2 separate regions of the Homo sapiens genome follow, and region 1 is linked to region 2. The links are chromatin contacts, found by Hi-C in ENCODE. All regions are on one chromosome and are shown on one strand. The core of a region is the stretch at or near the end of the contact, and the rest is flanking DNA. Distances in the headings are between cores, read along the strand shown.

Evidence for each region. A loop is a pair of places that touch in the nucleus more often than their neighbours do. Pooled maps may share reads with other maps.
Region 1: a pooled map shows a loop between it and region 2 (6-fold over the local background). The contact joins two enhancer-like sites. A Hi-C loop is called at or near these places in 2 of 37 single-sample maps with no recorded cell type and 1 of 50 pooled maps.

The regions. Positions count from the first base shown.
Region 1 is chr2:47,721,598-47,727,735 of GRCh38, reverse strand. No RefSeq gene overlaps it. Among named protein-coding and RNA genes, the nearest start is that of MSH6, 58 kb to the left of the region's middle. RefSeq lists enhancers at 3,042-3,491, 5,451-6,138. Within about 2 kb of position 3,400, at least 4 of the 41 ENCODE cell types and tissues checked have a DNase peak (open chromatin) inside an H3K27ac peak, as active enhancers do.
Region 2 is chr2:42,129,971-42,136,384 of GRCh38, reverse strand. No RefSeq gene overlaps it. Among named protein-coding and RNA genes, the nearest start is that of EML4, 36 kb to the left of the region's middle. RefSeq lists enhancers at 1,733-2,704, 2,705-3,678. Within about 2 kb of position 2,549, at least 33 of the 41 ENCODE cell types and tissues checked have a DNase peak (open chromatin) inside an H3K27ac peak, as active enhancers do.

The DNA.
Region 1 (6,138 bases), core at 2,151-4,650, 5.6 Mb before region 2:
CGAGATCCAAGAACATCGTCTTAGGGCCTGGATTGGGACCCCTTTCCAGTAACAACCTGGTAATCGCCCCCACTGCACTCAGCCTGGGCAACAGAGTGAAAACCTGTCTGAAAAAAAAAATGTATTTGAATGGACACTTCCACAAAGATGATATATGGATGGCAAATAAATACATGCAAAAAATATTTTTTTCTTTTCTTGAGACAGGGTCTCACTCTGTTTTCCAGGCTGGAGTGTAGCAGTGCAATCTCGGCTCACTGCAGCCTCGACCTCCCCAGCTTCAGCCATCCTCTCACCTCAGCCTTCCGAGTAGCTGGGACTACAGGTGCATACCACCATGCCCAGTTAATTTTTAATTTTTTTTGAGAGATGGGGTCTCACTATGTTGCCCAAGCTGGTCTTAAATTTTTGGGCTTAAGTGATCCATCTGGCTTAACCTCCTAAAGTGCTAGGATTACAGGCATAAGCCACTGCACCCGGCTGCTAAAATGTTAAACATGATTAGTCATTAGGGAAATGCAAATTAAAACCAAAGTGTAATACCACTACACATCTATTAGAATAGCTTAAAAAAAAAAAAAACCAACAAACCCAAGTTCTGGCAAGAATGCACAGTGACTGCAATGCTCATATAATGTAGTAGCCATACAGAATAATATAGTCTCTTTGGGAAACAATTTGGCAGTTTCATATAAATTTCAACATTTATCATAAAACCCAGAAATCCCACTCCTAGGTATTTACCCAAGAGAAATGAAAATTTATAGCTGGGGATGCTGGTGTGTACCTGTAGTCCCAACTACTCAGGAGGCTGAGGTGGGAGAATTGCTTGAGTCCAGGAGTTTCGGATCAGCCTGAGCAACATAGTGAGACCAGTCCCTGTCCCCAAAACAATTTTTTAAAAGAGAAAATCTATGTTTATAGCAGCTTTATTCATAAATGAAAAAAATTGGAAAAAACCCAGATGTACCTAAATCAGAGCATAACTAATATGTGGTACATCCATCAGTGAAGTGTTATTTAGCAATAAAAAGGAATGACTATTGATGTATAGAGCATCATGGACATGTATCAATTGTCTTATGCTAAATGAAAGAAGCTAAACTCAAAACCTTCATACCTTATGTTTCCATTTATATATTTTGGAAAAGTTAAAACTATAGGGACAGGGACAGGGGAGGTGGCTCATGCCTGTAATCCCCACACTTTGGGAGGCCAAGGTGGGAAGCTCACTTGAGGCCAGGAGTTGGAGATCATCCTGGGCAAGATGGTAACGGTGAGACCCCCAATCTACAAAAAAGTTTTTTTTTTGTTTTGTTTTTTGTTTTTTTAAATTAGCTGGGCATGGTGGCACAAGCCTGTAGTCCCAGCTACTCAGTAGGCCAAAGCAGGAGAATTGCTTGAGCCCAGGAGTTTGAGGCTGCTGTGAGCTGTGATCATACAACTGAATTCCAGCCTGGATAAGAGAGTGAGACCCCATCTCTAAAATAAAAAAATTAATAATAAAAAATAAAAACTATGGGGATAGAAAACAGATCAGTAGTTGCCAGGGACAGGGCCTGGGGAAAGTTTGGCTATAACTGGGCCCAGGGAACTGTGGCTGAGGGAACTGATTTACATCTTGACTGCGGTGGATGACTATAGTCAAAACTCACAATGCTATACACTAAAAAGGGTGAATTTTACTGTATGTAAATTATACCTTAAAAATTTTTTCTATTCTTTTTTTTTTAGAGACAGAGTCTTACTCTGAAGCCCAGGCTGCAGTGTAGTGATGCAATCATAGCTCACTGTAGCCTTGAATCCCTGGGCTTGAGAAATACTCCCGCCTCAGTCTCCTGGGCAGCTAGGATTACAGGCCCACTCCACCATGCCTGGTTAATAAAAAAAAAAAAAAATTATAGAGATGGGATTTCCCTATGTTGCCCAGTCTGGTCTTGAACTCCTGACCTCAAGCGATCCTTCTGCCTTAGCCTCCCAAAGTGCTGGGGTTACAGGCATGAGCCACTATGCCCAGCTAATTTTTTAAATGCATGAAAAACAGGAAGGTTACAACAGCTTGTAGGTCCTTGACCAGAGCTGGCAAATTCTACAAGCGTTCTTTCCAGAGTGAGGCCAGTTTTTTTCTTTCTTCTTCTTTTTTTTTGGGACAGAGTTTCACTCTGTTGTTCAGGTTGGAGTTCAGTGGCGCAATCTCAGCTCACTGCAACCTCCGTCTCGGGTTCAAGTAATTCTCGTGCCTCAGCCTCCTGAGGTTGCTAAATTGGAGATACTAAGGACCAACAGTACTCGTGTTCATCTTGCCTGAGAGGGATGTTACAGGGCAGTCAACAGAGCCAAGAGCTGGGGATTACAGGCATGCGCCACCAAACCTGCTTAATTTTTGTATCTTTAGTAGAGATGGGGTTTTGCTGTGCTAGCCAGGCTGGTCTCGAACTCCTGGCCTCAAGTGATCTGCCCGCCTTGGCCCCCCAAAGTGATGGGTGGCCTAAGCCACTATGCCCGGCCCATTGTCTTTCAAAGCTCCATCACTATGTATTTCCGGGCCAGCAAAATCTTCTAAATTCAAGATCCTTTGCAGCCTGCTGATTGGTGGCTTGAAATCTGAGGGTTAGTGGACTCTGGTCTACATGGGAAAAGTACAAAGGGCAAGAGAAAGCAAGCAGGAGTCCAGGTCACTGAGAGAGCAGCTGACCCTGCCTCCTATCTCCAAATGGGCAGCGGGGCCTGTGGGAGGTAAAGCCCCTATCTCCCACTATTCCTGCAATCTATTCTTCTGGTTCCTTTGGGTAACGCCTTCTTTTTCCAGGTGGCCTGTGAAGCTGTCAATCATGATGCTCGTATATACTCATCTCCCCCACTCTCACCCCAGGAACAGACACGTAAGCCAGGATGACACAGCCAAACAAACTACTCCTTTTCACAGTCCACAGTGATTCATGGAGGGAGGGCACACAACCAAATCAAGGCCAAACAGGATCATCCTGGAGACCACTAAGTAGATAATTGAGAGAGAATTTCTCTCTTCACTGAGGTTGCTAAATTGGAGATACTAAGGACCAACAGTACTCGTGGTCATCTTGCCTGAGAGGGATGTTACAGGGCAGTCAACAGAGCCAAGAGCTGGGGAGGGAACCAGGCCCTGGTAACGTGTGTTGAGCCACTGGATCCAGTCATGCATGAAGTCAGAACCAACCTGGGGCTTCCCAATTATTGAACCATTACTTCCTCTTTTCTCTTGACTGGTTTGAGTTGAGGTTGTTTCTCTCTACATAGGAGTCTTTACTAATACACAATTAAACTTGTACTGTTCTATGGTCATGCACCACTGACAGTTCCACTCAGATGAGTTCGACCAACGGCAAAGGACACCTGCTTTGTGCCAGGCACTGGGGATACAGAGTTGACGAAGACACGGCCCTGCCCCAGAGGAACTCAGAGTCTTATGGAGGAGACAGAAGTATCAGCAAATGCTAAGTGGTCAGATAGAGATTAGTTAACACAAGGAACTATTAGAACACAGGAACCAAGCACTTGCCCCAGCCTGGAGATTCGAATAAGTCTTCTTAGAGATGACCTGTGAGCTGAGTCTCGAAGCCTCACCCATGTGAAAAGATAAAAGAAAGCATCTTTTGGGCAGAGGCATGAGCAAAGACCTGGCAGGGCAAGACAGCATGATGTGTGCAAAAAAATAAAAACACTTGGGTGTTTCTAGAGGAATGCTGTCTAGTAAAAGTCTGTGTTGATGGGAATGTTCTATTTCTATGCTGTCCAGTATGCAATCTCTAGCTAGTAAGCACTTGAAATGTGGATAGTGCAACTGAGAAACTAAATTTTTAATTTTATTTTAACTAAAACTTAGGCCAGGCACAGTGGTTCAGGCCTGTAATCCTAGCACTTTGGGAGGCTAAGATGTGAGGATTGCTTGAGCACAGGAATTCAAGACCAGCCTGGGCAACATAGTGAGACCCCATCTCTACAAAAAATAAAAAATTAGCCGGGCGTGATGGTGCATGCCTGTAGTCCTAGCTACTCAGGAGGCCGAGGTGAGAGGATCCCTTGAGCCTGGGAGGGTGAGGCTGCCGTAAGCCGTCATCACGCCACTACCCTCCAGCCTCAGTGATAGAGTGAGACCCTGTCTAAAATCAAATAATGAAATTTAAAGAGCTGCTTGCAGCTGGTGGCTACCATATTAGACAGTGTAGTGACTGTACGCAGTGAAGTGCAAGGCAGGAGGTGGTGAGAGGTCAGGCAGGCCAGGAGAGCTCCATGAAGGGCCATGAATGCCATTTCAAGGGTGTTGGACTTTAACCAGAAGGTGATGGGGAGTCTTTGGAAGGTGGTAAACTGAAGTGACTTATGTCATCTCAATGGACCAGAAGAAGCCTGGAGTTAGAAGGATGTTGCTCTAGCTGGAGGTAGAACATCTGAAGGTCTGAAACATGGAAATAGCAGAAGGGTTGGTGGGAGGGGCTGATCCAAGAAGCTTCGGAGGATAGAGTCAGCAGGACTGAGTGGTCCCTTGGTTTTGGAGGGTGGGGCTGCATCTTCTGTGTAGGATTTACAAGAAAGATGGGTTCTTGGGTAGTAGGGCTTGGATAGGTTGCTGTTCCCTGGCAGGACTAGAGGTTGGGGGTTCTGGAGCAGCTCCCAGATCCCAAGGCCCCACTTCTCTACAGGTGAGGCTCTGTTAAAGTCAAAGAAGCAGGTTGAAGAGACATATTCCCCAGCTGTTTGTTGTTTCTTGTTAGCTTGAAGGATCATGGCAGCTTGGAAAACTTCGGAGTCTGATTGTAAATACTGGCCAACTGCAGGAGCGGGAAGGCTCTCCAAAAGACAGAGGGGTGGTTTAAAGTCTTTTGTAATTAAGAAAATACCTGGATTGTGAGGCAACTCTAATGCTCTCATGACATCCAAGAAGGCATGCAGAATGGCAGATTCTGGACTTCTTGGAAGTTCTTATTTTTAATTTTTTTATTTTTGAGACAGGGTCTCACTTTGTTGCTTAGGCTGAAGTGCAGTGGCGCAAACATAGCTCACTGCAAACTTGAACTCCTGGGGTCAAGTGATCCTCCCACCTCAGCCTCCTAAGAAACTGGGAGGACTATAGGCACGCACCACCACACCTGGCTAATTTTTTTTTATTTTTCATTTTTTTGTAGAGATGGGGGTCCCACTATGTTGCCCAGGCTGGTCTTGAACTCCTGGGCTCAAGAGATCCTCCTGACGTGGCCACCCAAAGTGCTCGAATTACAGACACAAGCTGCTGTTCCTGGCTTGTTTTTCGCGACAGAGTCTCACTCTGTCATCCAGGCTGGAGTGCATGATCTCAGCTCATTGCAACCTCTACCTCCTGGGTTCAAGCGATTCTCGCACATCAGCCTCCTCAGTAGCTGGGATTACAGGCACGCACCACCATGCCCAGCTAATTTTTGTATTTTTAGTAGAGACGGGGTTTCACCATGTTGGCCAGGCTGGTCTTGAACTCCTGACTTCAAGGGGTCCTCCTGCCTCGGCCTCCGTGCTGGGATTACAGGCGTGAGCCACCATGCCTGGCTTTTTTATTTTTTTAAATGGATTTTTTTTTCTCTCCTTCCAACGCTAGGTTGTCATCCGTCACAATGAAGTTGAAGGAAGGCTTCTGCCTGAAATCATCTCTTTCTCCCCTTGTAATTTGCTGTTTTCCCCATTGGCTTGAAAATTTGTTAACCAGTGAATGGATTAAGGGCGGTGCAAGATGTGCTTTGTTAAACAGATGCTTGAAGGCAGCATGCTCGTTAAGAGTCATCACCACTCCCTAATCTCAAATACCCAGGGACACAAACACTGCGGAAGGCCGCAGGGTCCTCTGCCTAGGAAAACCAGAGACCTTTGTTCACTTGTTTATCTGCTGACCTTCCCTCCACTATTGTCCTGTGACCCTGCCAAATCCCCCTCTGCGAGAAACGCCCAAGAATGATCAATTAAAAAAAAAAAAAGAAAGAAAAAGAAAATTTGTTAACCAGGCTTAGTTAAAAACTCCGTATGGAAGGTTTATGGGATAAAAATCTTTTTCTCTACTGAGGACTTAGGTCCAATGATCAGGGGCCCGCAAATTAACTGACAATAGACAGATAAACAGGCAAAAATAAAACAAGT
Region 2 (6,414 bases), core at 1,300-3,799:
TTACAGGTGTGAGCCACTGCTTCCCACCAGTTCTGACTTTCTTAGAGGGTAATCACAGAAAAACAAACAAACAAACAAACAAACAAACCCTTTTTGTATATTCTGAAAACTCAATTGGAGTCATTGCTCATTCTGTTTCTCAGAATCCTGTCTTTTAGGATCTATGTAATAAATTTCACTTACAATTTAGCATGAGGGAAAAGATTACATTTCCTCATGAGCTGATATTGCTTCCTTTTTTCAGACAGTAAGAGTGATGTAACCAATTGTGTTTCACTTTTTGATTGAGCTGTCAGGAAGCCCAGACTTCAATTTAGTATCCATTTACAGAATTATCTTATCTCTGGTTCCTGATCTTCTCCTTCCTCTGTATGGCTTCCCATCTCCCCTTTCATCTGTATGTCAACTGTCTCCCCTATTTGCACAGGTCAGCTACACCCAAGGCCACCCAGAAGTTGATCTCACTTTCCTGAGTACCCAGGCTAGTTGGAGAGAAAAACTCACAGGCTAGCACACAGGGAACTATTAGCAGAATATGTTCAAATGTTAAATTAGAAGAAAAAGAGTTTTAGGGATTGAGCAGACAGATTAGTGAAAATTGGAGCAGTCAAAAGAAAGCTTCCTGAAGGAGGTGGTACTCAGAGCAGACAGATTAGTGAAAATTGGAGCAGTCAAAAGAAAGCTTCCTGAAGGAGGTGGTACTCAGAGTAAGCTTCGAAGGCTTGCAGTTCGTTTCAGGGGTTCATTTCAGTGGACCAGCTATATGCCTTGGTTTGGACCATAGGAGGCTTTGGGGCAAATACCTGGGACGTTGGTTGTCTCTTCCCTTGAGGGCAGGTTCTGAAGCTCTCTGACTAGCTGGTGCACTGCTTTCTGGGAATCAACTATGTGAGGCTGATAGAGTCAGTCCTCAGTAAAATGGTACAGCAGGTGGCACTGGTCTAGGTGCTATTGGTGTTTACGATGGGACAATTCTTCATTAGAACAAAACTTCATTGGAACTATACCTAATGTACTATATTTAGCATCTTGATCCACATCTGCCAAATGCCACTAGCAACCCCTAATTTTTGGGACAACCCCAAATGCCTGTATGCTTTCCCTGCAGCCCCTGGGGGACAGTTCCACACAGATGAGACCCACCACTCCCTCAAATGCCTGAGGTTCTCCTCTCTAGCCTGCCACCCAAACTAGGATTTCCAGATTTAGCAAAAACACAAAACAAAACAAAACAAAACACAGATCATCCCGTCAAATTTGAATTTCAGACAATGAATTTTTTATTATAAATATATCCCAAATATTGCATTAGTTTTCTATAGCTGAAATTAAAATATAACTAGGGGTCTTTATTTTATTCATTGCCCTACCCACAACCCTTCATCACCACAGACAAACCTGCTTTCCAGAAATTTCCATTCAGTTGATCATGCTCTGTGTACTGAATCATTCCCTACTTGTCTGTTAAGACTCATCTATTTTGTATTTCAGTCACGCATATTCACTGTCTGTGCTAAGTCTCAGTTGGATGGTAAATACTTTTTTTTTTTTTTTTTTTGAGACGGAGTGTCCCTCTGTGGCCCAGGCTGGAGTGCAGTGGTGTGATCTCGGCTCACTGCAACCTCCGCCTCCCAGAGTCAAGCGATCCTATCCTCCCACCTCAGCCTCCCGAGTAGCTGAGACCACAGGCACACGTCACCATGCTTGGGCTAATTTTTTATTTTATTTTTTGTAGAGACAAGGGTCTCACTATGTTGCCCAGGCTGGTCTTGAATTCCTAGGCTCAAGCGGTCCTCCTGCCTTGGCCTCCCAAAGTTCTGGGATTATAGGCATGAGCCACTGCACCTAGCCGGTAAATACTTTTAATCGGAATAAGAAATTCTTCTTAATATGTAGGCTAGTTATCCCATCCAGATAATATTTTGCCTTAAGTGGTTAAAGTACACATCACTTCTTAGACCCTTCTGAATGGTGGTGGGAGGACAGATAAGAACCATTGTTAGGGCTTTTGGCTGATGGCCTACAACCCCAAGATCCCAATGACTTCTAACTTTGGCTGCACAATGGGAGCTTTTCTTTTTTCTTTTCGTTTCTTTTCTTTTTTTTTTTCGGAGACGGAGTCTCGCTCTGTCGCCTAGGCTGGAGTGCAATGGCGCAATCTCAGCTCACTGCAACTTCTGCCTCCCAGGTTCAAGCGATTCTCCTGGCTCAGCCTCCCAAGTAGCTGGGACTACAGGCGCGTGCTGCCATGCCCGGCTATTTTTTTGCATTTTAGTAGAGATGGGGTTTCACGGTGTTGCCCAGGCTGGTCACGAACTCCTGAGATCAGGCAATCCGCCCGCCACAGCCTCCCAAAGTGCTAGGATTACAGGCATGAGCCACCGCGCCTGGCCACAATAGGAGCTTTAAGCAGTACTAATGCCTGGTCCTACCCTCAGGACTCTGAATTAATCTGGGGCAGAGCCTGGGACTGGGGAATTTTTTTTAACCACAGCCCCTTCCCAGGGTGGTGCTAACATGCAGCCAAGATTAGAATCACTGCTATCCTTCCTGAGAAAAGAGAGAGAAAGGAGAGACGTGGAAGAGAGGGAATGAGAAAGCAGGAGACCAGATTTCAGGTGCTCTGCTTGGCAGTGGTAATCGAGGGGATTTGGAAGAATCAAGAGGCAAACGCATTCCAACCAAGCAGGGAAGGAGCGGTTCAAAAAAGTAATATACTCCGAATGTGTTCCATTTCAAGCAAAACAGATGTAAAAGAGTACTTCTGAAGAACCCAGAGAGTGCTTCATTTTGTGCCAGATGGCGTCCTTAGAGATGCCCCAGTTTCCCAAAAAGAGTCCCCCAGGGAGAGTCCCATTTTTCTTGATTACCCCGTGATTCTAACCAATACCAGCAGCACGTTCAGAGCCCAGGCTGCTCACACGCATGGCCTTGCTGGTGTTGGCTGAGGAGCAAGCTTCTGATGTCACCATGGGCACCTCAGCAAAAGAGGCTGCCCTCTCGCTCCGTGTAGCCTGTGAGCCCGGGATGTCCCAGTGCCATTAGCACATGCCTCCCTCCCCACTGACAAGTAGGTCAGCACAGACGCAGCTCCAGCCGCCACTGAGAGCTGCTTGCTGCTGGCAGGAAGCTGCTTCTGCAGAATTAAAAACCATCAGAGTTGATCAAAGGAAGTGCAAGGTAGGCTGGCGGGCGGGCCAGATCCTAATCTCTGCTCGCTGGCCTCACACATCACTGCACATGAGTCACCCCGCTGAGCTCAGCGGACATGCTGTTTGGATTAGGCTTTTACAGGCGAGCTTTGCCAAACTTGCCTTTGCTGTCTTGCTGCACAGAGCAGCTGAGAGGCAAGGCGGGAACGTGGGGATGTGGGTTAGATGTGGCTGTCCAGGTGTCAAAAGGAGGTGGTCAGCTCCCCAGGCATGCGTGATTGTGTCTTCAGGGGGTGGCTGTTAGTCCTAGTGCCCCCAGCCCATCTTCCGTGCTTAGCTCAATGAACCCTATTAGGAATAACAGAGCCCGCAGCAGGCCCACACCTCCTTCCTCTCTTGCCAGCTCTCCAATTAAGATGTACTATTACAGGACATGCATCTTGCCTTCACTCAACCATTTGCCTCTCAACCAGAAGGAATTCCTTTTCTCAAAAGCAAGCAACACTTCACCACTCAGGCATCTTGCCTCAAAAAAAGTGGAGTCCAGTGAAAAAGGGATGGAAGTCAGAAAAATAAAAATTCCTAAATGAAGAGCCAACCCATAAAAGCAGGGCTTCCCCTAGTGCCTAGTTGGCGTGACATCACCATGAATTACTCAATGAAAATGGTGTCAGAGTGGCAGCTAGATTATTTGGGGAAAGTTTCCTCAAGAAACAGAACTCCACAGGAAATAAGAAGGGGTAGGAAACTCCAGCCCTGCACTTAGGTCTTTTGGTGCTTCCTCTAGAGGGGCTGATTTTCCTGAGCAGACGGCAAGGTGAGATTCTCTTCCAAGCAGGGTCTTGGTGCTCAGGAGCCGGAGTAGATAGAACTCAGTGGTTTGTTTTGCTTCCTTCTCTGGAAGCAATGGTAGGAACAGGATCAAAATCCTCTGTTTCAGATACTGCCAAGTTTTGCTTCTGTGCGTGGTAACTTGGGAAGAAGCAGCCCCCACTATTTTGTAAGCCAAAGATTCTTGGCTTGTAGCCTCTCCCGGGATTCTCTTTAGAGTATTTTAGACTTTCATGTAGTAAAGGCATCTAAATGGAGGTGGCAGTCCTTGACGCTTTGCAAATAAATGTTGCCACCAGTCCCTACACCAGTTTCGACCATAAATCCCAAATTTCTGCATTTACCATTGCTCAATTCGATGTGATTTTTAAAGTTTGTTGTTGTCGTTCATGGCTTTTCAGGTTTCTACTTATCTATCCATAATTCTCACAGTGGTCAAATTTTGGTCATGAACCTGTCTTTTTTTCCTCCATTCCTCCTTCAGCATTTTCACTTTAAAATGGAAACAGAGATGGAAGGTGCCACCCTGGATAGGCTTCTAACTGGAAAAGCATTCTACAGCAGAATGGCAGGGTGGTTAGGGTCTGGCTGTCAGGCAAACCTGTGTTTGAGTCCTGGCTCTGCCACTAAATAGTAGTGTCATCTTGGAGTAATTTTCTTAGCTCTTCACAGCTCAATCTTTTCATATGTAAAATGTGAATAATAATAGTCCTAAATTCATTGGTGAGGATTAAATGAGCTAATACAAGTAAAATATTCAGCACATGTCCCTAGTACTTAGGCAGCATATAAGAAATGTATTATTCTTTATATCACAATAATTACTCTACCACAAGCGTTATTATTTTTGGCAAATTTAATCAGAGTCTACAGCAACAATTCTTCCTTCTGAAATTCCTCTGTGCCCGAGTTAAAGTTTGTTTTAATCGAAAGTATTCACTTGAAGTGCCTGTGCTTAATTGGAATTGTCCTCATTTTTTGTTAGGAAAAGACCATGAGAGAGGAGGAGGAGAGGATCGTTTATAAATGATTAAAAGGAGGTACCTATACTTGGGGATTCCTGTCTGTAACTAAAAGAAGAAAAATCCCATGACACTAGAGGGCTTGCTATAGATGGGGAAAAGGGAGTTTCTCATTCACTTCTAGCAGGGACTGTTAGTAGAGAGGAAGCCCTGGGTAGGAATTTGCTGTGGCTCAGTGTATCGAAAAAGCACATCCACTCAGCTTCTATCAGTTCTCTGGATAGCCAGGGTGATGCTCACAAGTGGAGGCCTTCTGTTTAGAAAGGCACAGTGATGGTCTGGGCCCAGTGGCTCACGCCTGTAATCCCAGCACTTTGGAAGGCGAGGCGGGCAGATCACCTGAGGTCGGGAGTTTGAGACCAGCCTGACCAACATGGAGAAACCCCGTCTCTATTAAAAATACAAAATTAGCCAGGCGTGGTGGTGCATGCCTATAATCCCAGCTACTCGGGAGGCTGAGGCAGGAGAACCTGGGAGGCAGAGGTTGCGGTGAGCCGAGATGGTGCCATTGCACTCCAGCCTGGGCAACAAGAGTGAAACTCCGTCTCAAAAAAAAAAAAAAAAAAAGGCACAGTGATGGGCAGCATTTCCAGTGCCAGGTAGGCCCAGGGCATAGTCTATAAGTGGTGGTGGGGGGCCAAAAAAAGGGGACTGGAGCCACTCTGAATAACAAAAGCAAAGTCATATTTTAATTTAGTTGGATGGAATATGTTGCCTTTAGAAAGACCTCCTCACTAATACAGAATTAGGTTGAGAATGATTGTCTTTGGGGTGTGTGCATGTGTGTGTGTGAGAGAGAGAGACAGAACGAGAGAGAGAGAGAGATCTAAGAGTTACTCATAGGAGATCAGAAAACCATAGGAAGAGTGAGGAGGAATATGTTGACCTCAAGCTGGCGGAAGAACCCTGAAAAGAATAAGAAAAGGAGAAATGAAGCCTACTATGGATTATTTTGGGAATCATCTAACTATGTGGCATGATTCCTATCTGAGTAACTCAGACTGTGAAAAATGTATTGCTGTGGATTATCCATATATTACAGATTAGCCTATTTGGGGAAGAGGGGTAGACATTGTGAACCCTTTTGAGTGGGAATATCATAAAAGAGGGTTCCATTAAAATGTAAGCACTGTGAGGGCTTGAATTTTTGTCATTTGTGTTTACTGCTCTATTCTAGCACCTAGAACAATGTGTCATTCCTGTGTCACCTCTTGTATCAGTTCCCTACTGCTGGTGTAACAAATTACCACAAATTTAGTGACTTAAAACCACACATTCATTATTGTCCTGATCTGGAGGTAGAAGACCTAAAATCCAGGTGTTGGCAGGGCTGCGTTCATTCCCGAGGCTTTGGGGGAGAAGGAGTTTTCTAGCCCTTTTCTGAAGGTTGCCTGCGTTCCTCGGTTCCC